Regions from separate parts of the Homo sapiens genome. Here region 1 is linked to region 2. Evidence: read pairs that join two places in POLR2A ChIA-PET (ENCODE). Cell type or tissue: MCF 10A. All regions are shown on one strand. Each heading gives the region's core, and the rest is flanking DNA. Links, peaks and the distances in the headings are about the cores only. Region 1 has its middle 63 kb from the start of LIMCH1. Region 2 overlaps LIMCH1 (LIM and calponin homology domains 1).

Region 1 (12,823 bases), core at 3,570-8,569, 98 kb before region 2:
GGCCTCCTGGTAGCCGGACACTGATGTTTTTAAAGCCTACCTCCCACAACAGTTGAAATAAAGCCAAGCACATTTGAGTGACTGACACTCCTCCTCTTCTGTTGATCTTGCTCCTTCTTCAGGGGAAACAGATCTGTTACGTTCTTCTAGCATATACAAGTATGGTTACAACTCAGAAATCATACTATGCTGGTCTATTTGCTGCCTCCCTCTTTCAATCAGTAATAGGTTTCCAAAGTCTTTGAAGTCTTGCTTCTCTAGAATGTCCTCCTGTGGCATCAATGACTCCCCTGTACTTGTCAAAGTGAGAGAGGAAGGTGACTCTCAGTGCGGGCCATGCTTGCAGCCATAGGCATTCTTCATAGTGTCCAAGGCATGGCCAGCAGCACACATTCCAAAAAAGCTTTCCTTTTAGTTAGTTAGGTAGTTTATTTATTTATTTGAATCCCAACAGGAAATAATTTCTTTTTAGTTTTAACAACCTTTTTTAGGATTATGTCATAGCTTGTTTTGAGATTTATTTATTTATTTATTTATTTATTTATTTTTGAGATGGAATCTCTCTCTGTCGCCCAGGCTGGACTGCAGTGGCACAATCTCGGCTCACTGCAACCTCTGCCTCCCGGGTTCAAGCAATTCTCCTGCCTCAGCCTCCCGAGTAGCTGGGACTACAGGTGCCTGCCACCAGGCTCAGCTAATTTTTGTGTTTTTAGTAGAGACAGAGTTTCACCATATTGGCCAGGCTGGTTTCAAACTCCTGATCTCGTGATCTGCCTGCCTCTGCCTCCCAAGGTGCTGGGATTACAGGTGTGAGCCACCATGCCTGGCCAAGATTTTGTTTTTGTTTTAAAGCAGTCAGGCTCATCTTTGAGCATAATTATGGGATTTTGTGTTCATGGATAATAACTGCAGTGGCCAAGGTTCTTGAAGGAGGCAGAAGGAGGAAAGGAACATCCAATGGGCACCCCTTACTTACCCACTACCCATGTATCAGTTCACCATCCTCACTCTTCACCTTTTTCTTTCCTCAAACCTCCAACACCATTCTTCTTTTAGCTTTGTCAACGGATCACTTCTAAAAGCAACCTGAAGAGAACTGCTCATTTCTCACCAAATTTACTATCTGCCCTGCATCTGTACCCATTTACTCTGTCTTCATTCCTTTGCAATGGATGATCTCTCCCTGCTCGTGTGTAAGGCTAGACCTTACCCTTGTGATCTACATCCTTTCACCCATTCAGAGATTTGCTCTTTGTTCCTGCAATTGTCATTTCTCTCTTTCCTATGTGAGGGACTTCTCTTTCTCTACTGGGTCATTCCTTTAGTATGTGCCCTCTCTACACACCCATCTCCAGCTACTTCTTTTCTACTCATTCAGAGAGTTGACTATGCTATTCCTCCTTTATCCACTCCAGTGTACACTTCTCCTCACCATTCTGTAGAAATTGCTCATGTCAAGGTTACCTGTGTCTTCTATTGCCCCAGATCCAACAGACAATTCCCAGTTCTCATCTTACACAACCCCTTAACAATTTGGACTATTAACCACGCCTCTTCTCTTCAAACATCTTTTCTCCATCTTTTCTGACTTAATGGTTGGCTGGCCCTAGGATTCAGTCCTTGGACCTCTTCTCTTGCACACTCCATGCGTGATTTCATCTAGTGGCCTCTGACCGCATATTTCGTTCTCTCTCTTATTTCTGTCTCTATTGTCTAGGGCCTGGGTTGAAAGGACTTACTTGAAAAGAAAGAGAGGCGATTCTTATGGAGAGGTTAAAAAAGGAACTACAAAGGTTAGGGAAGTTACTGGTAGCTCCCAGGATTTTGAAGCATAATTGTTTTTGTGTCTGAGGATGCCAGTCTTTCCAAACTAAGACTTTTTTTTTTTTTTTTTTAACATAGATGGAAGACTAATCATGTCTAGAGGTTGGAGTTTTGAATTGTTAGTAGAAATCTTAAAATAGTCATGTGAAAAATAACAGAAATTGTAGAATAGCAACAGTTAGATCTCAACTCAGATTAACAAATACATTTTGAGCTATCGTGTTAGCTTTAACTTACTAACAAGAAAATATTTTTGTATTAAAAATTATCGTGCTAGTCACATTGTGGTGAAGTTCAACTACTATGCATTATGAGTGTGGGGGCACAGCAGAGCTTTGCTTTAGAAGCTGACTCACCTTGAACTGATTTTAATAAAAGCTTGAGGATGGTGGAAAGAGCTGGGTGGAACAATGCTTAATATTTCAAAGCAAGGACTTGAAAATCTATTTCTGCTTCTTAGTAATAGGATCTCTGAGGTTCCAGAATTATTTTTGAACTGGTTCACTGGCTCTTGGAGGCCCTGCTGCCCCACGTCCATGGCACCGATGAGGCTCTTGCCGTAATTGCTTTTCCACCTGGCATTTGATGAAAATTGGGGAATTACTTGGTCATATAGCTAAGAAGTATCCAGCGTTTATCCTCCTAGAGATTGGATTTAATGGCCAAATGGCTGGATTTGGCCGTGTCCATGTCTCAGAGCTGCTTAATTGTTAAAATTCCTGACTGCTGTGTTCCTCAATTCAGTTTCAAATTAAAAAGTCAAGTGTGTGTGTTTTGTATCTGTATTGTGAGGCAGGCTGTGATCTACCTTTTTGACTTACTCATTCCAGCCATGTATGTTTGTTCCTGGAACTTCCTTTAGCTCTGCACACACTCTTTTCTTCCTGCCCATCTGAGCTCAGCACGCCTTTTTGGAAGCCTTCCCTCTTTAATACCCTACTCTCACCGGACTTGTTTCACTTCTCTTGAACATCTACACACAAGTGCACTTGTTACTTTTCTTTCCTTAACTTTTCTGTAAACTGGGTGCCTTATATGGTGTGCAATTTTAATTCCTTTATGGTTTAAAAGATTCTGCACAGGGCAAGCACATCTGTAGGTAGTGTTGTGTGGGTAGTATTGCCCTGTAAGTCCACGTTTTCTTTCTTTCAAGAGAAGCCATAAAGAAACCATTTGTTGTTTTTGCTTAAATATTAGCTCTTCAAATTTTTAAATTTTGGTGGCTTATGCACATTTTTTTAAAGTACCATGTGTGCCAGTACAGCAAAGGCCAAACGACACATGTAGGCGCCTGTTTGGCGCCTGAAGCCATGATTTTGCCAACTCTGCAGAAAGCCAGTTCCTTCCCTCCCTCCCTCCCTCCCTGCCTCCCTCCCTGCCCCTCCCTTCCTCCCTCTCTTTCCTTCCTTCCTTCATTCCTCTCTCTCTCTCTTTCCTTCCTACTTTCTTCTTTTTCTTTCTTTCTGACAGGGTCTCACTCTGTCACCCTGGCTCGAGTGCAGTGGTGCCATCACGGCTCACTGCAACCTTTGCCTCTTGGGCCCAAGTGATCCTCCCATCTCAGTCTCCCAAGTAGCTGGGACTATAGGTGCATGCCACCACACCTGGCTAATTTTTGTATTTTTTGTAGAGATGGGTGTTGCCATGTTGCCCAGGCTGGTCTCAAACTCCTGGGCTAAAGCGATCGCCCACCTTGGCCTCCCAGAAACCCAGTTTCCTAAGGCAAGTTCCACAGAACACTGACCCCACCCATTGGATAATTTTCCTGCAAGGTAGTCTTGGTTAGACAGATTGGGAAACAGTATTTTATCCCCCTCTGGAGAATCTCATTAGCATATTGTTGGCACTGAGAAGTTCAAAGTTAAAAAACAAAACAAAACTTTTTTTAAAACGCAGGATTCCCCAAGCTTACTTGACCATGGACCCTTCTTTCCACATCACATCTCTTAACATCCCATGGAGCTAGGATTCTGCAGAAAACACTTTGGGAAATGCTGCTGTAAGCCTTTTTTTTTTTTTCTCCTCGGTAGGCCAGAGAATAAATGCGAAGGCCAATCTCCACGAAATAATAATGTAATTCCATTCAAGACAAGAGGTGAAGAACAGATATTGCCTCTGCATTTTAACTCCTCCCAGTGCCATAAAATGACAACTTGGTAAATGTTGATGTGAGTGTGAATCTTTTAAGGACCTGCCAATACCGAGAGTGAGAAGAGGAAAGGTGTGTGCTGTTTACTGCATGTTCTTTGAGATGTTAGTTCTGTTTCTTTGACTTTGCTCAGGTTTGTCATTTTGTGCAATGGTACATCCTGGTCCCATCACTACCAACGTGTTGCATAATGGATGAGGCTGAAGAGACCCAGGCAGCAGGCAGCAATTTAACAAAACAGAGAAAGAACAGAGCTGTTGATGGTTGGAAAATGCATTAGTCTTTTCTCTCTTTTACAAACAACAGATCCCTGTGTCAATCAGTAGTAAAATAGCAACTGGTCTGTTTTGCTGGTTCTACTGATCACCTCCCTTGCAGTGTAATCAAGAGTCTAGTTCAGGGCCTTTATCTCACCCTGATACAAGAATCAACTGAAAATGGATTAAAGACTTAAATGCAAAACCTGAAAGTACAAAACTACTAAAAGAAAACATAGGGGAAAACTCCATGACATTGGTCTGGGCAGTGATTTCTTGGATATGACCCCAAAGCACAGGCAGCAAAAGCAAAAATAGACAAATGAGATTGCATCAAACTTAAAAGCTTCTGCACAGCGAAGGAAACAGTTAACAGTATAAAAAGACAGCCTACAGATTGGGAGAAAATATTTGCAAATCATACATCAGATAAGGGGCCAATGTCCAAAATATAGAAGGAACTGTAATGACTAATTAACAAGAAAACACATAACCTTATTTTAAAAATGGGCAAATGGCAGGCACAGTGGTTTACGCCTGTAATCTCAGCACTTTGGGAGGCTGAGGCAGGGGCATCACCTGAGGTCAGGATTTTGAGACCAGCCTGGCCAACATGGAACAACCCTGTCTCTACTAAAAATAAAAAAATTAACAAGGCACGGTGGTGCGCCCCTGTAATCCCAGCTACTCGGGAGGTTGAGACATGATAATTGCTTGAACGCATGAAGGGGAGATTGCAGTAAGTCAAGGTTGCACCACTGCACTCCAGCCTGGGCAACAGAGTGAGACTCTGCATCTCAAAATAAAAATAAAAACAAAAATGGGTGGTCAGGCGCGGTGGCTCACGCCTGTAATCCCAGCACTTTGGGAGGCTGAGGCAGGTGGATCACAAGGGCAGGAGTTCAAGACCAGCCTGGCCAATGTGGTGAAACCCTGTCTCTACTAAAAATACAAAAATTAGCTGGGTGTGGTGGCAGGCACCTGTAGTCCCAGCTACTCAGTAGGCTGAGGCAGCAGAATCGCTTGAACCCAGGAGGTGGAGGTTGCAGTGAGCCAAGATCGCACCACTGCTGTCCAGCCTGGGCGACAGAGTGAGACTCTGTGTCTCAAAATAAAAATAAAAATGGGCAAAGGACCTGGATAGACTATTCTCAAAAGAAGACACACAAATGGCCAACAGATATATGAAAATATGCTCAACACCTCTAATCACTAGAAAAATGCAAAATAAAACCACAATGAGATATCACCTCACACCTGTTAGATTGGCTATTATCAAAAAGACAATAGATAACAAACATTGGTGAGGATCTGGAGAACGGGAACCCTCATACACTGTTGGTGGTATTGTAAATTAGTATAGCCATTTTGGAAAACAATAGGGAGGTTCCTCAAACAACTAAAAAATAAAATTATCATATGCTCCAGCATCCCACCAATGGGCATATACCCAAAGGAATTGAAATCAGTGTGTCGAAGAGATGTCTGTGTTCCCGTGTTGACTGCAGCACTATTCACCATAGCCAAGATATGGAAACAACAGAGTGTTCACAACAGATTAAAATGTGGTATATATACACAAAGGAGTATTATTCAGCCTTAAAAAAAAAAGCCAGGAAATTCTGTCATTTGGACAATATGAGCGAACCTAGAGGACATTGTGCTAAATGAAATAAACCAGGCACCAAGAGACAATTTTCAGGAGTTTAGTGGAGACCTTTGCTTTTGTTTTCTATTGCCTACCTGTATCCAGGAAATCAGAAACAGCCATCTGAAAGGACGCTAGTTTACATTATTCAAGTACTTGTGTCTTTCTATAAGATGTTGACTGTTTATAAATAAGAGTATATGCAAGTTTAGAAGTATCTGAATGTTTATATAGTTACATGCTTTGTTTTCAATCATTATTTGATAAAATTCTCCAATTTCATGAATATTCAGAAATTATAATACAGTTGGAGCACTGCAATTGGATTAACTCTTAGTCCTATAATGTATGTCATACAGACTGTGAGTTTGCAGTAGGGGTCTGGAGCCAGTTCATATGACTGGGGAGAAGGGATTGTGTCTGTTTCTTCCCCACTTTGCATTCAGTGATATCAGGTTGAGCATGAATTCAGCTAAGGTGGGAATGTTGAAACCACAGAAGCTGGCAAATGCTGTACATTAGGAATCTCCCTATTCCCATGAGAACTGGTTGTTAAACAAACATTTTAGAACACCCTTAGTCCTAGGTCATTTCTCAGGATGACTTGATTATAAAGAATGTGGGAGTTGAACAGTGAGGACACATGGACACAGGGAGGGGAACATCACACCCTGGGGCCTGTTGGAGGGTGGGGGGCAAGGGGAGGGAGAGCATTAGGACAAATACCTAGTGCATGCGGAGCTTAAAAACTAGATGACTGGTTGATAGGTGCAGCAAACCACCATGGCACGTGTATACCTATGTAACAAACCTGCACATTCAGCACATGTATCCCAGAACTTAAAGTAAAATAATACAAAAAAAGACATTAAAAAGATTTTTAAAAATACAATCAAGGACCTTTTAGAACACAGTGAGTGTTTTAACAATAACACAATTGCCTCTTATTTATTTATTTTTAGAGACAAGGTCTTGCTCTGTCGCCCAGGCTGGAGGGCAGTGGCATGATTATAGCTCACTGTAACCTTGAACTCCTGGGCTCAAGTGATCCTCCTGCCTCAGCCTTTCAAAGTGCTGGGATTCCAGACATGAGCTCTCACACCTGGCCCTCACAATTGCCTTTTATATCTTTATTCCTTTCTTCATTTCCCCAGTCTTTTGGTTAATGGTGTTTAAGCTGATGTGTGGCCACAAGGTCCCATTGTTTGTTGGTTGGTTGGTTAAACATGATTCTCACCTATTAGTTTCATAAAGAATAACCTTGCTTTTTTTCCTGTAATTTCAAGAGGATAGTCCAGTTTTGCATTGTTTCCTTAGAGTTCTTGGTAATACCCTGGAGACAGCACTTGTTCTTCATTGCTGTGGGCGTTGTTCGTGGAGGTGGAGGTAAGGAGAGCCAAATACAGAGCCTGAGCAAGGTTCACTCCTGTGCAGGCCAAGATGGCTGCTGCTGCCTCTGGCGGGGCAACACCACACTCTGCATCAGCAATGCTCAGTGATGAATGGCATTTTAGTGGGCTGGGTTACCACCTGCTGTCTGTATCACAAACCAGCCAAAAGAACAGATTTCCTGCCATAATACATTATTTATAAGTCTAAGGAACCAAAGGAAGATAAGTAGGGAAATATTTTGTTCCAAAAATGCCTGATGGTATTAAATGAGGCATCTTGTCTTCCTTCCTTCTGTTCCCCTCCACCCTCCCTTAATGGATATGTATTTTCATTCCATAGGGGACTGAGTTGTATATAGGATTATTTCAAGCTGGATTCTTTGGGTACTTGTGATGATTTTTTAAAAACAAAGATAAAAATCCAGGGACCTGACAAAGATTGTTATTATTTCACCCCTTTGGTGTTGAGTGAATTGACAATAAATGCACAGATGTGTTGATGTTTTTCTGGATTTGGGGGTTTATTTTCTTATTACACATTTTGAGGAAAAGGCGCATTGAAGAGAGCAGAAGGTGTCATAGGCAGTGGAAGTCTGATCTTTCTTTGCAACTCAACTGATAATAGGGGGAAATCAGCAACATATTTAGACAACATGGCACACTGGCTAGGAGGGCAGGTCAGGAGCCAGACTGCCCAGCTTAGAATCCTGGGTCTGCCACCTGCTAGCTATAGGAAATTGGGCAAATTACTTAATGGTCTGTACTTTTGTTTCTTCATCTGGAGACCAGGGATAATAATAATGCTTATATCCAGGCTCCTGATAGCCCACTGAGCACTTTTGTGTAAATTAGAAAAGGCAGCTCCCCAGGGTGGACTCTATGGGCTTGGGTACAGACAGTAGCTTTATGTGAATTAGGAAAACAGGACTCTTCCTTCAGAGGAGTTTGCGTGGTTTAGCAAAGAGAGCTCAGGCTGGGTGTTCCCCCCACCATGACAACCTGTGTAAGCAGCTGTGGTAGCTCTGACTACCACACCGGGTGCTGAGGAGTAAACGAGTTGATGAAGATTCAATAAAAGATGCTGTTATTATCATCATCATTATTTTGAGGTGACAAGCTAGAGTAGAAGAGGGTTCAGAAGAGCCTGTAGTTTCGTGCAGAGTAATCTTAGAAAATGAAGCAATTTGCTGAAAGCCCTTGGTTATTAGCAAAACTGTGGCTAGAACACAGTTGTCTTGACTTTTGGTTTTTGCCAATCCTGACTAGGCGTTGCTACACAACTATGTGATTCAAACAAAAGGACCATTGATAGAGGATAGGGGTGAGGGGCACTGCGGTCAGTCCCAGCCCCAGGTGCCACTGAGAGCCATTCAAATAACAAACTCTTAGAAGATGATGGGTTTTCCTCCTAAAACCAAACAGTATATATGTTCCTTTGTCCAGGATTTAAGTGTTCATTTAAAAATATACCATGAAGTAGGCATGTGGGGATCACAGCTACCACCTTAATGGTGGACTTGAGGAATATTAGTAGATGAAGATGTATTTCTGTAATATTTGAACTAAACAGCTCTTAAAAGTAGCATTTCTCGCCACAGTGTTTTCTGAGTACAACTAAGTGGAAAAAAATACCTTTGTTTCTTATAAGAGGGAAAAACAAGGGAGTTGAGCTACTGTGCAAGTTAAGCTACATTTTTCCAGTTCCCTGTAAAACCTATTTCATTATAAAATGTAACACAAGTACAGAGAATTACATGAAACAAATACATAGCTTAGCTAATTATTGAAGGTGAACAGTCTTGTAATGACTACTCAAATCAAAAATTAGTATTTTACCACCCTGGAAGCACATTTGTTGCTATCCCTCAATGATCACTCCTTCCCTCCTTCCTAAAATCCTCTTCTCATTTTCCGTTGATCACTTCCTTGCTTTTCTTTATAGTTGTGTTGCCCAAGTCAAGCCCTTTTAAAGGATAGGCTGATTGAACTGTGATCATTCTGTCTTTATGCTGAGCATTTCACCATGTTTTATTTTCATTTGGTAATCTAATAACTTGTTTGGGTGAATTCTATTAGTTTCCTAACTTGAGTTTGATGCCTTTTTAAATGCCAAGAATTGGTGACATACAACAGTTTTGTGGTTACTTTGGATTCTTACCTAAAAATTATCCAGTTATTAGAATATCAAATAGTGAAATCGATCACTTCATCAGACAGCTCTACAACTGTTACAGGACTGTGTGTTCTTGGCAGAGCCTCTAGTTCTAGTTCTTTGCCTGAACTCAGGAAGCCAAGGGGCTCAACCCCTTCTTCCTTCCCATCCTCATTGGTAACGTCATGTCGATTTGATGGCTAGTATGTGCCATTTCTATGTAGTAAGCAGATGAAGAGTGAGTTGAACATAAATGTAGTGACCAATAGTGAACTGGCAAATGAGTGTCATTAGTGAAAATAAATATGAAAAACTCCTAGAAATTAATGAGGTGGCACTGGACAGGTTGTTGACCTGAGTATTTTCCCTGGGCTGTTGAACTACTTTCAGCCCTAGCCCCCAAACATTTTATTGTGAATGTGTTGAAACATTCAAAAGAAAGAAAAAGAAAGGGAAGGGAAGGGGAGGGGAGGGAGATTGGTTCAAAGAGACCCATATACCCACCACCTAGTTTCAACAATTGTTAGAATTTTCTTTATTTGCTTCCTACACACACATTCCACTCTACTATTTTTTCGGTCATTTCAAAATAAATTATAGATGTCAAAACCCTTTCCATTTATTTTAGTATGCATCTCCAAAGTGCAAGACCATTCCTTTATATAACCACCATGCCATTATCACTCTTTTTGTTTGTTCAAAATAGTATTTCACTTGGTCCTCCAGGCTAGAGCACAGTGCTGTGATCACAGCTCACTGCAGCCTCCAACTCTTGGCTCAAGCTGTCCTCTTGCCTCAGCCTCCCAAGTAGCTGGGTCTACATGCATGTACCACCACACCCGGCCAAATTTTTTTGTTTTTTTATAGAGGTGGGGTCTCACTGTGTTGCCCAGGCTCGTCGAATTCTTGGCCTCAAGCAATTCTTTCACTTCAGCCTTTCAAAATGCTGGGATTACAGGCGTGAGCCACCGCGCCCAGCATCACTCTTAATAAGGTGAACAGTGATGCCCTAATATCATCAAATGACCAGTATATATTTAGCTTTCCCCAAATGTGCCCAAAACATTAATTATAAATATTCTTTTAAACTAGGATCTCATTAAGGAGTATACATTGCAATTGGTCATTATGTCTCATAAATCTCTTATCTAGAATAGCAACCCCTCCACTTTTCTTCATGACATCAACTTTTTGAAGTCCAGTTCTCTTATACAATGTGTCATTTTTTGGATTTGCATAACTGTTTCTTCATAGTCTCATTTAACCCAGATAATGTGTATAGGAGGTTATCACATGGGCTTCCCCGTGTGATTTTGTGCTCAGCACTTACCAACCCAAATCCATCGTTGAAGTGGCAAATTTGCCTCAACTAGATTTTCTCTCCGCTGGGCAGCTTTTCTGAACAAAAATTGCAACCACCTGATTTAGACACTCCAGTTATGGATTTTCTTCTCCTTAAATATGAAGCTTGAAAAAAAAATAGAACTACCATTTTTGCACACTCAGTAAGTACTAAGTGTCCTATTAGATGGTTCCTACCCATGATTTCCAACCTACAGGTTGGACTGTTGTCAATCAGACTTCCATAACCATCTTTTAAAGGAAGCAGGCTCAGAGATGTGAAGCCATTTGTCCAGTTCCCAAGTGCCAGACCTGGAATTGGAATGTAGATCTGCCTAATTCACAGGTTTTATACTTCATTATGCTGAAGGCTAGCTGACAGATGGACTGATTTGCCAAAATTAGGCAAGAACTGGCCGGGTGCAGTGGCTCACTCCTGTAATCCCAGCACTTTGGGAGGCCGAGGTGGATGGATCAGGAGGTCGAGAGATCGAGACCACCCTGGCCAACATGGTGAAACCCCGGCTCCACTAAAAATACAAAAATTAGCTGGGTGTGGTGGCATGCATCTGTAGTCCCAGCTACTCGGGAGGCTGAGGCAGGAGAATCTCTTGAACCTGGGAGGCGGAGGTTGCAGTGAGCTGAGATTGCGCCTCTGCACTCCAGCCTGGAGACAGAGTGAGATTCCGTCAAAAAAAAGCCAACAACTAAAATGTTTATTCAAGCAGCAACATGATACCCAGGTAACAATAACACTGTGGTCAAAGCACATCTCTGCTCCTGGAAATGGAGGCAACCCATGTAGCCTACGAGCTCTCCACTAGTCCATTTTCTTTCTAGACTCTTCCTTCTCTCTGCTCTCAAGTCAGTTACTAAGGCTTTATGCTGTGGTAAAGCTCATTTTGAGTGTTGTCTGTCTTTCTGTGCAGCTTCTGTTCTTCCTTTTTGCAAGGCAAGGGCAGCTTAAGGATGTGCAAACACAGTTTTGCTAAAGCCACTCGCATGTCTCCGGACTGACCCATTTTCTGCATCTAGATCATACAAGGGCTCGATCAGAGGATTTAATGCTCCCAGGATGCTTTTGAGCATCGGCTGTATTCTTAATTAGATTTTTTTTTTTTTGTAGACTCTGTCAGTCTGTGTCTATAAACAGTACCTTCTGGTTTTCTGATGACATGATGAAAATATAAATGGATTCTGCAGATTGCATTTTATTTTCCTCAATATTAAGCACTCAGAGCTGGTGCTGGAGGGAATTATGGTCGGATAATGTTGATTAAATAACCTCAGGGCTGGACTTCTGTGCTGTTTCTTTGCCAACACAAACTGAATAGATATAGGGAACTATTGTTATTAAAGAAAGTGTAGCAGTGTAACTGCCACAGGAAGAAGAGTTGGGCTTCAGAATGCAGCATGGTGGGGCGGTGAAGCCCTGGGCTGGGTGAAAGGAGAACTGAGTCTGGACTCATCCTTGCTGCTAGCTAGTTATATGACCTTGAGCAAGTCACCTGATTTCCAGGACATTATTTTCCTCATCTGTAAAATATAGGGGTTGTGCGTATAACCTGAACTTTAGCATAAAGAAAGGACATAGATGGATCTCTAGAAAGATCCCTGGATGCTGTGTGGGAGGTGGCCTGTGGAATGGCTGGAGTGGAAGCAGAGAGATCCCTCAGGTGGCAACTGCAGTTGTCTGGCTGAGAGATGATGGAGCCTACACTAGTGTCATAGCGTAGAGACAGAGAGAAAAGGACAGACCTGAAATATATTTTGGGGGGAGAATGTTATTCTTCTTGGTGGTTTGAATGTATCTCTGTGTTACTCGGGGAGGGAGATGGTAGTGCTGTTCATTGATATGGAGGAGACCAGAGGTGGAACAGGTCGGAGTAGGGAACAGATGTTAAGACTTTGGTATTGATCTTAGTGTGAAATAGTTGTTTTTTTTTTTTTTCTTTTGAGACTGAGTCTCTCTCTGTCACCCAGGCTGGAGTGCAGTGGTGCAATCTCAGCTCACTGCAACCTCGGTCTCTTGGGTTCAAGCGATTCTTCTGCCTCAGCCTC
Region 2 (12,823 bases), core at 5,180-10,179:
GGGAAAGGTGGGCATTTTGACTGTCTCAGCCTTGGCACTGGAGTTGTGATGTATGTGGTTGGAGCTTAGGAATCTGTTGCTGCTCCACCTGTGCCACCCTGAGTCTGGACCAGGGTAGGTATCCCATCCCAATTTGTGCCCCACACTCTGACAGTGTCTAAGATGATGCTGATAATAACCACTACAAGCAACTAACATTTGGGGATACAGACTGTGTACTAGGCATGGCACTAAGCTCTTGGGAATTTCTTATTTAACCCTGACAACTTATACTGTAGATATTCTTATTCCTGTTTCACAGATAAGGAAACTTGTCCACGATCACAAAATTAGTAAGACAGAGCCAGAGTTCAAACCAAAGTCTGTCTCATTCATCCCTGAACTCTTAACCACTAAAGTAGGCATCCCTAGTGGTGAAGACACTAAGGTAGGAGTCAGGCCATATGGGTGGTCATGTCACATTGAGCCCCTCCACATCATCTATGAGGACTGGAATCAACTTATTCCAGACTCTTGTTAATGTTGATATTTTGAGCCTCCCCCAAGAATCACAAATGGTCTTAATGGCATCTAGCATGATGAATCCTTTCCAGAAGGTCTTCAATTTGCTTTGCCCAGATCCATCAGAGGAATCACTATCTATGGCAGCTATAGCCTTACAAATATATTTCTTAGATAATAGGACTTGAAAATTGAAATTACTCCTTGATCCATGGGCTGCAGAGCTTTGAGTGAGGTTTTGAATGTGGGAAAGGCTTTGAATGTGGGGAAGAGATAGGCCTGGGGGAGACATGATGAAATATCAGAATACTGAAGGACAGTTGGGTGAAAGAGAGCCTCAGCATGATGTAGGCAGTTTCCTGGAAGTATACTTAGAACCAATGAGGAGAAGTCACTAGGAGCATCAACATGTTGATACAATGTAAGAATGAGTTTTCTATGATAACTATGTGAAGTGATATGCTAATCATTCTACACAAAATCATTATACAAAAATTGTATAAATTTAAAATGTAGAATGTGATGTTTTGATAAACATCTCATCATACACTTTATACAATTTTTATTTGTTAATTATACCCCATTAAAGCTGGGAATAAACTTAAAAAAAGAAGAGTTTTCTATCACATACAGAGTTATCCGAAGATGGGCTGAAATGCATCAGAAATTGACCACTTCCTTGTTACTGAAGTCTTTCAAGCCTAGACTGGGCAGCTTCATCATGAGGACTGAATCATTGTCAATCCTATAATTCTTTGATCCCAATCAGCAGTGCTCTTATAAGTGCCCATCAGAATACTTGCAAAACCTACCTGCTCAAACTCCTCTATTCTTAAAGCTGTTCTTCCTTTCACCAAGTTCTGAGAACTAGCAAGGGCTCTGCCCAGTGGTGTGTCATAGCACAGTACAAAACTGATGGGTCTGCATAAGAAGGCAGAATAAAGGATGCTGAGGTTAAGGGGGGGACCTGCTTGGATTTGAACCCTGTCTCGTCACTTGCTGTGCATACATGCTGAAGTTACTCTACCTCTCTGTGCCTTGGTTTCCTCATATATTATGCTGTACATGGGATAATATTAAAATGAAAGTGTTTTTAAGATTAATGAGATAATACATTTAAAGCCCTCAGAACAATGCCTGGCATGTTTGAGATATTCAGTAAGTGTTTTTGTTGGCTTTATAAGCACGTCAGCAAAACTTTTTTTAACTTTTGACTTGCTCTCAGCCAAATAAGTAAAGTATTTATGCAAAAATAATCATGACAAGGTCAATAGTAGCAGCAATAGTAGTAATATATGACTGAGGCAGAATTAAATTCCAGAGCCCATACTTTTAACTACCTACTTAGGGTTAGGTACTGAGTTAGGTGCTATACTTGAATTATCTCCTTTATTCCCTAGGAAAACCTGGTAGGTAAGTGTTACTGCATTTTATAGATGAGGAACCTGGGGCTTAGACAGATTATGTAGTTTGCCCAGTATTACCAATAAGTGCACAGAAAGGCATGATTAGAATCCAGGTCTTTTTGTGTTTATCTTTGGAAGTATTGCTACACTTGTTTGGTAGTAATAAATAGCTCTTTTTTTAGAAATCTTGTGCTTAAGTGGCATCAGAAAAGATGATAAGTTCATTTCACCTCCCAGGTAATGTCCTTAAAATTGGCAGCTATAGGCCGGGCGTGGTGGCTCATGCCTGTAATCCCAGCACTCTGGGATGCCAAGACAGGCGGACCACGAGGTCAGGAGTTCGAGACCAGCTTGGCCCACATAGTGAAACCCCGGCTCTACTAAAAATACAAAAATTAGCCAGGCATGGTGAAACCCACCTGTAATCCCAGCTATTTAGGAGCCTGAGGCAGGAGAATCTCTTGAACCCAGGAGACAGATGTTGTAGTGAGCCGAGATTGCACCACTGCACTTCAGCCTAGGCGACAGAGCGAGACTCCTTCTCAAAAAAGAAAAAAGCAGCTATGACGGTTACTTAAATGGGCAGTAAAATGGCATTTGAGGAATAAATGGTCAATAGGATCCAGTATTTACAACCATAATTGATAGTGAAATTACAGACTCATCACTAAGAAAGCTTTCCTATCACTTTACAATAAATTGTGTAATCTGAAAATAATTTTAAAACAAAAAGTTATCAAGGTCCAGCTTCAGGAGAGCCAACGTGACAGCTGACCTGATGCACCGGAGTTACAACACAAGAACTGTTGCATTCCCTTGCAATGGTGTGTCATGGGTTTGATCCACATGCACACAGAGTATATGTATTGAAAACAGTGGTGACATAATGTTCTACTTATTTTTGGATCTAGATTTCTTCAAAAACTAATGCGAGAAAAATACTCTAAAATGGATGATTTCTTCTGGCTATCCTTCAGAAAGACTGAATGAGAAAAATATGATGCTGCTAAAATAGGCCAAAATGTTGATGAAATGTCTGTGGATATTGGAGGATATACTCAAATGTAAATTGTCTCCTTTGTCATAAAATAAGGCGAGGCTATAGGTCGAGGTATTGGCAGTTACTATGAATAGTAAATAACCATTGAAAGATTGCTTGACTTTGAAATTGATTGCAGAGATAAACATTTAAAAGTTTTCTCTCAAATTTCTAGACATGTTATTTACCTCTCTATTCAGGTTATGTGGCCCATCTTTGTGCATTGGCAGTCTTATTACATTTTTTCTTCTCTTTTTTTCTCTTTGTGTTTTTAGTCTGTCATTCTCTTGATCTTCTACATATGGTGTAATGAAAATATGCACAGAATGTAATCAAGAAATGTCTCATATAATTAAAAAAAACAATTTAGTGCTTCTTAACATTGTACTAAATAGAAATTACCAACTGAGGGAAACTGATAAGAATTGACTGTGTAAATGCCTACACCCGAACCAGCATAGATATTGTTTAATAATTGGTTTTGTTTCTCATGATAAATAATGCTGCGTGACCTGTTACCCCACTTGAGAGATGCAGGAGTTAGAGATCAAAATGCTCGCTTTCTTAATGAGAAGAGCTCAATTGAAGACTTCGGTCTGTGGCAAGGGTGCCTGCTGCCCTTTTAGCCTGAACGAAGCCAGACTTACCCACTCAGCCACCAGGAAGAGCCCACCATGCAGTTCTCTCCTGTAGGGGCAGCTCCCGTAAAACCTGTAGTATGGAGTGGAAGAGAAAGTGCACATTTTGCCCGAAGTTGGAGGAAGAGGCTTGGCTAAACATGCTCAGTTCCTTCATCACTCAGATACCCCATGAGCAAGAGGGCAGAAAAATGCCCAGGGGTTATGCTAAGGGAGCTTCCTCTACTTGGAAACGCGAAGTAAAAGAATAGGAGGGTCGGCCCTCAACAGTCAATTAGGAGATGAGGCACAGCTGAAATCTAGGACCTGTTTTAAATCTGGCTGAACACATTAGCTATATAGTACCTGTGGTTTCCAAATACTATAGTAAATATATTGTATGTACTCGGATTACTGGAGATGCATTGTCAAAGTAGTCAAGTCAAGGACCATATTCAATATTGAAGTGGGTTTCAAAGATAATGAAACATAATAAGGACTCCAAAAATGCCACTAAAAGCAGATTCTCAATATTAGCTGTGCATCAAATTCACTTTAGTTCACTGAAAAATAACCTGTTGATTAAAATTCTGTTCCTCGTCATCATCAGGAAAGGATTTATGCTTTAAAGTTCCTATGCTATTTAATCTATTTTGCATTTCTCTGGCCATTGTGACTGAATTTCTCTTTCATGAGTAAATAGATAAGACTAAATGACAGCCATTTATAGCATCATTGCTGAGGACACAGCTGAGGGTCTGCCCAGCATGAACCACATGTTTGCAGAATGGTTGGTGGACAGCAGGTCCCAGCGTGGGATATTAGGTATGAGTGTCACCATGTGTCTCAGTAACACAGAACGGTATCCTTGGCAATGTACTCTGTGACCTCCACAAAACATTAGATATGCTGCATCAGCTTGACTGCTGAAAATAGTAAGCCTGCCTGGCACGCATAATTCTGTGGCCATTCTGTGCTTTAACCAGTAGTCTTACAGCGAAGCTCTGACCTGAGGCATTCTGCTTATAGCACTAACAAAACTTTGCTTTCCAAGGGGTTAAAGAAATACTTTCAAAACATGTGGCCTCACTTCCACTTAATTGCTGTAGGGACTCTCTGGTTTCAACAGGAGCCTTTGAATCTGAAGTTTAAGCCTTGCTTTTGTTCTATCAGCCCTCTTTTCCTTCAGTGATATGTTTTGCATTAGCGTTGCAGTGGAGTAGACACTAGCCTGTATTGATTTTGGTTTGCATGCTTATGCTAAGGCAGAGGTGTTAATTTTGAGGAAGAATGAATCCTGGTTTGGACCTGTGCACTTGAGGAAAGGAGGAAATTATAATTTCCACCATCTGTAACAGTGGCCCTGCTCCGAACATTTTGTGGCAAAGAAATGTTTAGTAGGTAGCTCTGGGCGGACAAGAGGGATTCAAGAATCAATAACATTTAGGCAAAGGTTAAAGACAGAAGGATGAATGGCACCGCCCAACAAAAATAGACTGATGAGAGTTATTGGCCATGGGGTGTGACTTGGAGAAACTGTCGTTTAAGGATTGGGGGAGAAAAAGGGACTCAGGAAGAGGACTGAGAAAAAGAAACAGAGAAACAGTGGAAAGTGGAGCATTCTAGCATCCATTTGAAGGAGAGTGCAGAAATAGGAGGTAATGAACTGTGTCAAATGCAGGTAGAGATTTAGCACATTGCAAGAACTGAAAAGTGTCCCTTGGATTAGCAAGTAAGGAATGATTGTTGACCGTAAGAGGATTTGTACCAGATGGTGAGAATTGAAGTCAGATTGTGAGGGGGATCAAACAGGAGGAGAGAAATAAAGACTGTGATTATGATCAACTCTTGTGGGCAGGAGAGCTGAGAAAGAAGAGGAGAGAATGTGTGGCTCAGGGAGCCACACAGTCCTTGGAGGACTGTTCGTTAGGGTAGAAATGTTTTTTGTCTTGTTTATAGGACAAGGAGAAGACTGGTGAGAAAAAGATGAAGACAGAGACAGAGAAGAGAGGGGAAAATAAGTGTGAAGTCTTGGAAGTTAGGAAGGGATGACTTTGACAAGGAAGGAGAGACTTCTTTTGTCCTCGGAGCAGGGGAAAGGAGACGGAACACAGGAGTGTATAAAAAAGGAATGGAGTATTGACAGTGCCGTTTCTGGAGGCCTTGACTTTCTCAGGGCAGCAGCAGGCAAGGATGTCTGAGAGTAAGTGGGAGGGGTGTCACAGAGAGAATATGAAGAGAGAAGCAGGAGGTTGGATTTGTTGTTGAGGGGAATGGGATAAAATTATGGCCTCAGTGAGGACTCAGCTGAATTTGGAAACAATGAATTTATAAGGGAGCCAACATGTTCCACTGGGTGATCAACAGGTTAAAAGTTTGGTGTGAGGTCCAAGAACTAGTGCATTTTGAGGGTGAGCAAGAGCCTGATGGATAATGTGTTCGGCCATGGAATATGATACTGGATTATCTACAGTATCACTGCAGGTAATGACAAGATTCAAAGTGGGTCTCCAGAGTGGTGTGGTGCCTGGCCTCAAAGGAAGGGGAAGTAGATGGCTTTTATAGGGTTTGATGTCAAGGATGTCGAAAACCATTGCCACCTCAGAAACCTTTATTCTTATTAGGTATTTACCAGAGCCTGAAATTCCTTGAGGGGTGCCTTATAGCAAGCAGCCTTTCATTTATAGTAAACTGGAAATATATTTGAGACTGGGGATATTTTAATCTCCAATGATTTCTACCTAAGCGTGAATGAAACATGAAAGGAGCAGTTCTAAGAAATAATTATTGGTTGGTTTGTTGATAGGGGTGGGAGCAAATGGAGAGGCTGAGATGGGCACTGAGTATGAGAAAAAGAAACGTTAGCTGCTGAGCTGAATTCTGCTTTGTCAAACTTTTCTAAACACTGCTCCATCTGGAAATGTAACACAATTAACAACATCTTCACAGATGCAAGACAATGATCTTGCAAGTGCCCCACTCAAATTATTATTATAAGTTGTATAGAGATACACACAGTTCGGGGGTTTAGAAACCACAGAGAAACAAAATTTGACGATTGGCAATACATTGGATTTAGGGGAATTACCATTGGATTTGGTTTTATATTACATTTTAGTGTCCAAGATTGCATATTTTACAATACTAGTTTTTTTTACTTAAGGAAAGAAAATATGAGACATCTTAATACCAAAAGGAAAATTAAGAGTGGAATTTGAGTGATGTGGAATTTGACAGTGAAGTAAATAAAAAGAAGGACCTCTGAGATAAGATTTTCTGGCAGAAAAAAGCAAGGCTCTTAGTAGCAAATTTTAAATGAGTAATGGTCAAGGAAAATAACGTGAAACAGATTCTCTCATAAGCTTGGATGAGAAAACACAGAAAGGAATAATGCAAGGTCAGGCTGAAATGAACTGTAATTAGAGTCTGTGAAATCGCACAACCAGAGTATTGTCACATGGTGTTTGTGTTTTGATTTCAGTATCTTGGCAGTTAGATAGGACCTAGTCAGTAATTCTTAGGTGGGTTAAGAACTTTCTAGACATAAGGCAACGGGAATGAGGAAACTGAAAGAGGAGTCAGACGAGTGTTCAGAGGAGGCAGGCACTTCCCAAAGGCTACTGCTATTCAGTGACATCACGGAAGTACCTAATTTAGAGGTTCTTAGATCCTCAAACCAAGATATGGTTATCTACAGGAATGGGACAGTTTCTGCATTAGGGGTTATGTAGATAAGGAAAATCTCCAAGTAATGTTAGCCAGTGTAGGACTTTCAGATCTTCTCCAAACCAATGTATGGCAATCAGCCTCTCCTACCAAAACGATGGCTTTGAAGTTTACTGTCGTGTCTCCTCTTTCTATGCACCAGTGGTGATGCCAATAAGCAGTGAATTTTCAGACAACAGAAGGCAAGAGAAAAATAGTCCATGTCTAATTGGCTTGGCTGTCACTGGAAAAAACCAATAGCTGAGAAAGTCAACAGCATCAACAATCAATTTAGAAAATCTTTTTTAAAAAATCATTGCCATCTTTTTCTAGATTTAACTATGATATGTAATCACTATGTAAAAATAAAAATTAAAAAATATATAAAGGGGCAAATAAAATCATGCATAGCAGTCCACTCAGAGACTGTTAGCATTTGGTTGACATTCCTCTAGTAATTTCTCTGTATGTTGATATGTATGTAAATGACATGGTTGAGGTTACACTGTGCATCACTTTTCCAGCCTTCATTTTCCCTGGACCTTGATCATGAGGACTTCCGTATATTGTTAAGTATTCTTCGCAAATGCTATTTTGATGGCTGTATACCCTTTTCCCACATCAATGTGCAATAAATTGCTTAACTGCATTCCTGTTGCTGGGCATTTGGGTGGTTGCTATTTTTAAGCTACTATAAATCAACTTGTGATGAGCAATACTGCACATAAACCTTCTTTTTTTCCTGATCATTTTTTAGGACAAATTCCCAGCAGTAAAGTTGCTAGATCAAAGAAAACCCACATTTTTAAGGTTTTTGAGACGTGTTGTCAGGTCCTCCTCATAAAGGTTGTAATACACACTTTGCATGTGTAAAGTATTATAAGGGACCCAAGGGGAGATACTGGATTATAAAAGCCAATGGCTATTAGGTCATTAGCTTAAAGAGCTATTTTTAAAGTTCTGTGTCCTGGACCTTTGCCATAAGCTCCCGTCTATAATACAATTAGGAAGACAAATCTCTCTTATATGCCATCTGTGAGGGAATTTGTGCTAAATTATTCAAACAAAACTCTTTCCTATAATGCAAACTCAGGCGGCAGGAAATATCATGGGTTTTGTTGAACTAGGTTTATTCCAGGCAGAGCTTAAGTACAGAATCAGGTGGGATCTGGCAGGGGTCATCAAGTAAAAGTCTCAGAAAGATAAAATGTGTTGAAGGTGTGAAGAGGACCATCTTGATTTTGACTTATATCCTTGAAGATCCCCTCCCCTCCCCTCCCCTCCCCTCCCCTCCCCTCCCCTCCCCTCCCCTCCCCTCCCCTCCCCTCCCCTCTCCTTTTTTGAGACAGAACCTTGCTGTGTCGACCAGGCTGGAGTGCAGTGGCACAATCTCAGCTCACTGCAAGCTCCACCTCCCGGGTTCAAGTGATTCTCCAGCCTCAGCCTCCTAAGTAGCTGGGATTACTGCCACCACACCTGGCTAATTTTTTTGTATTTTTCATGGAGATGAGGTTTTACCATGTTGGCCAGGCTGGTTTCAAACTCTTGACCTCAGGTGATCCACCTGCCTCAGTCTCCCAAAGTGCTGGGACTACAGGCATGAGCCACTGTGCCCATCTCTTTTCATATTTTAGGATCCAGACTCATCCCTGGGAGACAAGCACAGGCTACAAACCTATCAGCTTAACCATCATCCCTGTCATTGTTTTAATGTGTTGAATGTAAGCTATTAAGACTTCAAATGTGGCTCGAGTATTCTATTACGCTGTTTGCTTTTTGCTTTCTGGAAAACATTTATGAGACTGTGTAAGGGAGCGAAATAGGTTGGGCACTTGGGGGTAGGTTTAAATCCCATCTCTACCACTTGCTGGCCGTATGACCTTGGAGAAATCATTTTACCACTCTGAGCTTTAGGTTTTAATTTCCTCATCTGTCAGTTAGGAACCACTGAATTCATCTTGGAGGGCTGTTGTGAGAATGAAAAGAATAATGTCTGTGAAATACTCAGCACAATTTCATTTCTATGGCTTTTTAAATCCTACTGATGCACTCCCAATTATGTGAAATCACACACCCACACACACACACACAATTTATTGAGGCATATTTTGAAGTAGCAAATGATTGGAAACAACCTGTAACCTCTAAATATCTATTGGTAGAAGACTAATGTAATTATTCTGACTAGTAGCTGTTGTTACCATGTTAAGTATGAAGACACTGACCAGATAGCATTTTTTTAAAAGCATCGCTGATTTTTAAAGGCATTGTGATTGAGAAAGTGCTGTTTTACCTGTTAGCTCTGTATTATTTCATCAGGTATGGTTTGAATGGGTAAATATCTGCCTCACCGCAAATGCAATCATTCAGTAAATATTTATTATGTGCCAGCATGGTGCTATAGTTTCACAAACCCATTACAAGTTTGAATTTTTTTAAACTGGATTCATTCAGGGGTGTATTCTTTTGGAAATAATTTTCAAACACTGTTTCATCATGCGGATATGACATTCTTTAGAAAGTGCTCATAGAAATCTTCTGTCATGTTTGAGAACACTCTGTACTTAGTTTGTAACTACTTGGCATACAAATTTATATGATTGTATATAAAGCTCATATCAGGCGCATCTTGTGAGTAGTAGGAAGATGTTTAAGGTTAGGGCCTAAATATATGAGATTTTTAAAACACATTTTGGCAAGTGTGGGTTTTATTTTTTATATGTGAAAGGAGCTGTGTCTTTTTTTCCTGGAGCTTAAATACATGAAGCAGGAATGTATCTGGTGGTAGTAGATATTTGCCTCTTGCAATGTTGAGATCGCACAATTCTAGCAGATACTCCCAGCCTGTTGATCTTATAGGAGATTCCCCTATACTTTGGGCTTCAGGTCCATCAGCTGTAATGGCCACAGTTGGTACTACAATAGCTGCCTCTAAGTAGAAGAATAACCTTTTTGGAACTATTTGTTCTCCAAGAAGAAAAAAGGCAGGTTTCTATCAGCCATTTGTTGTCATTTATTGACTTCAAATGAAAACTAACTTGCCTAGTTGGACAAAAAGAAGAATGTGTAAGATATAAAAAGGGGATGGGATGCTCACAGTGACATTAATAAGCAATACATTTACAAAGTGTTTGTTAGTTCACCGTCTGCATAACCTGTTGATTTGTGCATATTTCTTGTGAGGTTTATGTTTGTTTTTGAACTTCTATTTGTCCAAATACATTTGACTTTAATTATTTCCAGTCTTGTGTTTCTGTATGTGTTTATGATCAAGAATGCTTTAAACTTGCTCAATATACATTTTTTCAGACTTTTTTTAAATTTCAAAAGTAACTTATTGTTTTATCTTATTATAAAGGCAATACTTGCTTATGTCAGAAAAAATGAAAATGGTGACAACCTTTAGGGAGGACAATTTGGAAATACCTATCAAATTTTAAAAATACAGATATCCTTTGACTAAGCAACTTCTCTTCTAAGTGTTATAATTTACAGATACACTCCCATTTATGTGAAATGACATGCATAAAGAGGTTTTCATTGCAGCATTTTTGTGGTAGCATGTGATTAAAAATAACCTAAGTGTCCATCAACAGAGAAATGGTAAAATTAGTTGTGGTCATTTATGGTTAGGATGATCATTCATCCAGGTTTGGCGGGGACAGTCTTTGTTTATGTCTGTTCTGCAGTAGTTAGGAATAGCATGCTCTTCCCTTTCAAAAGTATCTTGATTTGGCCAGTAAATTTTGTGTTTAGCCTAATTTGAGTGTAGTCTTACTATGGAATGCCATATAATAATTTTTTTAAATGATGGCATTCTTTATCTTATCTTTGACTAATTAAAAAAAAAGCAAGATGTACCTACATTGGGTTTTAAAATATTAAAATATGGAGGAGGATGTGGAATACATATAAGGAGATTCATAAGCAGAATTGACTGTTGATAATACACTGATATGCAGATTTTCTTCAGTAGGCCCACTGCATCTGAGCGTTCTGCATGTGCAACCAAATGCAGATAAAAAAATACAGCATTCCCAGGATGTTAAGCCCTCACGTATGGAGGGCCGACTTTTCCTATAGGTGAGCTCCACAGGGCTCACTGTGGGACTTGAGTACACATGGATTTTAATATACTTAGGGGTCCTGGAACCAATTCCCTGCATGTACCGAGGGATGACTGTACACCAAATACTTCTGGAAATACGTATAAAAAACTGAAAATATTAGTTGTTTTAGGGCTTGGAATCTTGGTGGCTGGAGACCAGAACTAAAAGGGAAACTTTACAGTATACCCGTTTCTGTACTTTTTTAACCATGTGAATAAACTACCTATTAGGAAAGCCCAGAATTTTAGAAAGGGAGGAAAAATTATATATCTATATAGAAAAACAACTTTAAAATTATACATCCTAGTGTTAACAGTGCTTATTCCGAATAGTTCAGTTGCAAGTGATTTATTTATTTATTTACTTTTTGAGACAAGGTCTTGCTCTCTCACCCAGGCTGAAGTGTAGTGGCATGATCACAACTCACTGCAGCCTCAACCCTTTAGGCCCAAGTGATCCTCCTATCTCAGCTTCCTGAATAACCGAGACTACAGGTATGTGCCACCACACCCGGCTAGTTTTAAAATTTTTTGTAGAGATGGGGTCACCCTATGTTGCTCAGGCTGTCTTGAACTCCTGGGCTCAAGCAATCCTCTAGACTCGGCCTCCCAAAGCACTGAGATTACAAGTGTGAGCTACCACGCCTTGCCACAAGTGATTTTTTTTATACACATCTTTTTGAATATTGGCATCATTTGGACTTCAGGATTAAACTTCTTCAAATTATTTTAATGCCTAACATAAGCATATACCAACGTAAGTATATACCATAATAATTTCCAACATAAGTGTATACCATAATTCTATTTAAGCGATCTCTTGTTGTTGAACATTCATGTTGTTCCAGTTTTTCATTTTAAACAATGTTGCAATGGGCATTCTTTCATAAAAAGCTTTGTGAATGTCCATTTGTATTTCTTTAGGATAGATTCCTCAAAAAAGTGTATCTGAATCCAACAAATGCCAAATCCTAAGGCTTTTGGCACCCATTTCTATACCAGCCCTACAATGCTTACTGAATTATTTTCATGTATATCATTTTAAGATGACTGGGTAATTTATAAGGAGGTTTAATTGACTCACAGTTCTGCATGCTGAGGAAGCCTCAGGAAACTTACAATCATGGCGTAGAATGAAGAGGAAGCAAAGCACATCTTACATGGCAGCAGGAGAGAGAGAAGGGGGAAGCACCAGACACTTATCAAACAACCAGATCTCGTGAGAACTCTCTCATTATCATGAGAACAGCGTAGAGGAAACTGCCCCCATGAGCCGATCACCTCTCACCTGGACCCTCCCTTGACATGTGACGATTACAATTCAAATTACAATTCCAGATGAGATATGGGTGGGGACATAGTCAAACCATATCAATTTCTAAATCACTCTTCTAAAATATAGTATAGAACCAATTTACACCCTTGATAGCTGAATCTGAGACTGTCA

Evidence for each region. ChIA-PET counts read pairs that join two places held together with the same protein. Peaks named below come from ENCODE experiments on the same cell type or tissue, not always from the same donor. Only the 100,000 strongest peaks of a DNase experiment are listed, where the experiment ranks them.
Region 1: POLR2A ChIA-PET joins it to region 2 with 5 read pairs; 3 of 35 experiments call an interaction of 5 or more read pairs at or near these places.

The regions. Positions count from the first base shown.
Region 1 is chr4:41,469,151-41,481,973 of GRCh38, forward strand. It overlaps a transcript of LIMCH1 not described here. Among named protein-coding and RNA genes, the nearest start is that of LIMCH1, 63 kb to the right of the region's middle. In MCF 10A, for the core only: no CTCF peak of the experiment used is centred there; a DNase peak (open chromatin) is centred at 6,371.
Region 2 is chr4:41,565,702-41,578,524 of GRCh38, forward strand. All of the region lies in intron 1 of LIMCH1 (LIM and calponin homology domains 1), which reads left to right. It overlaps LOC105374423 (a long non-coding RNA gene), which reads right to left. Exons shown (of 4, transcript XR_001741667.2): 1 at 1-12,823. Among named protein-coding and RNA genes, the nearest start is that of LIMCH1, 34 kb to the left of the region's middle. In MCF 10A, for the core only: no CTCF peak of the experiment used is centred there; DNase peaks (open chromatin) are centred at 7,910 and 9,690.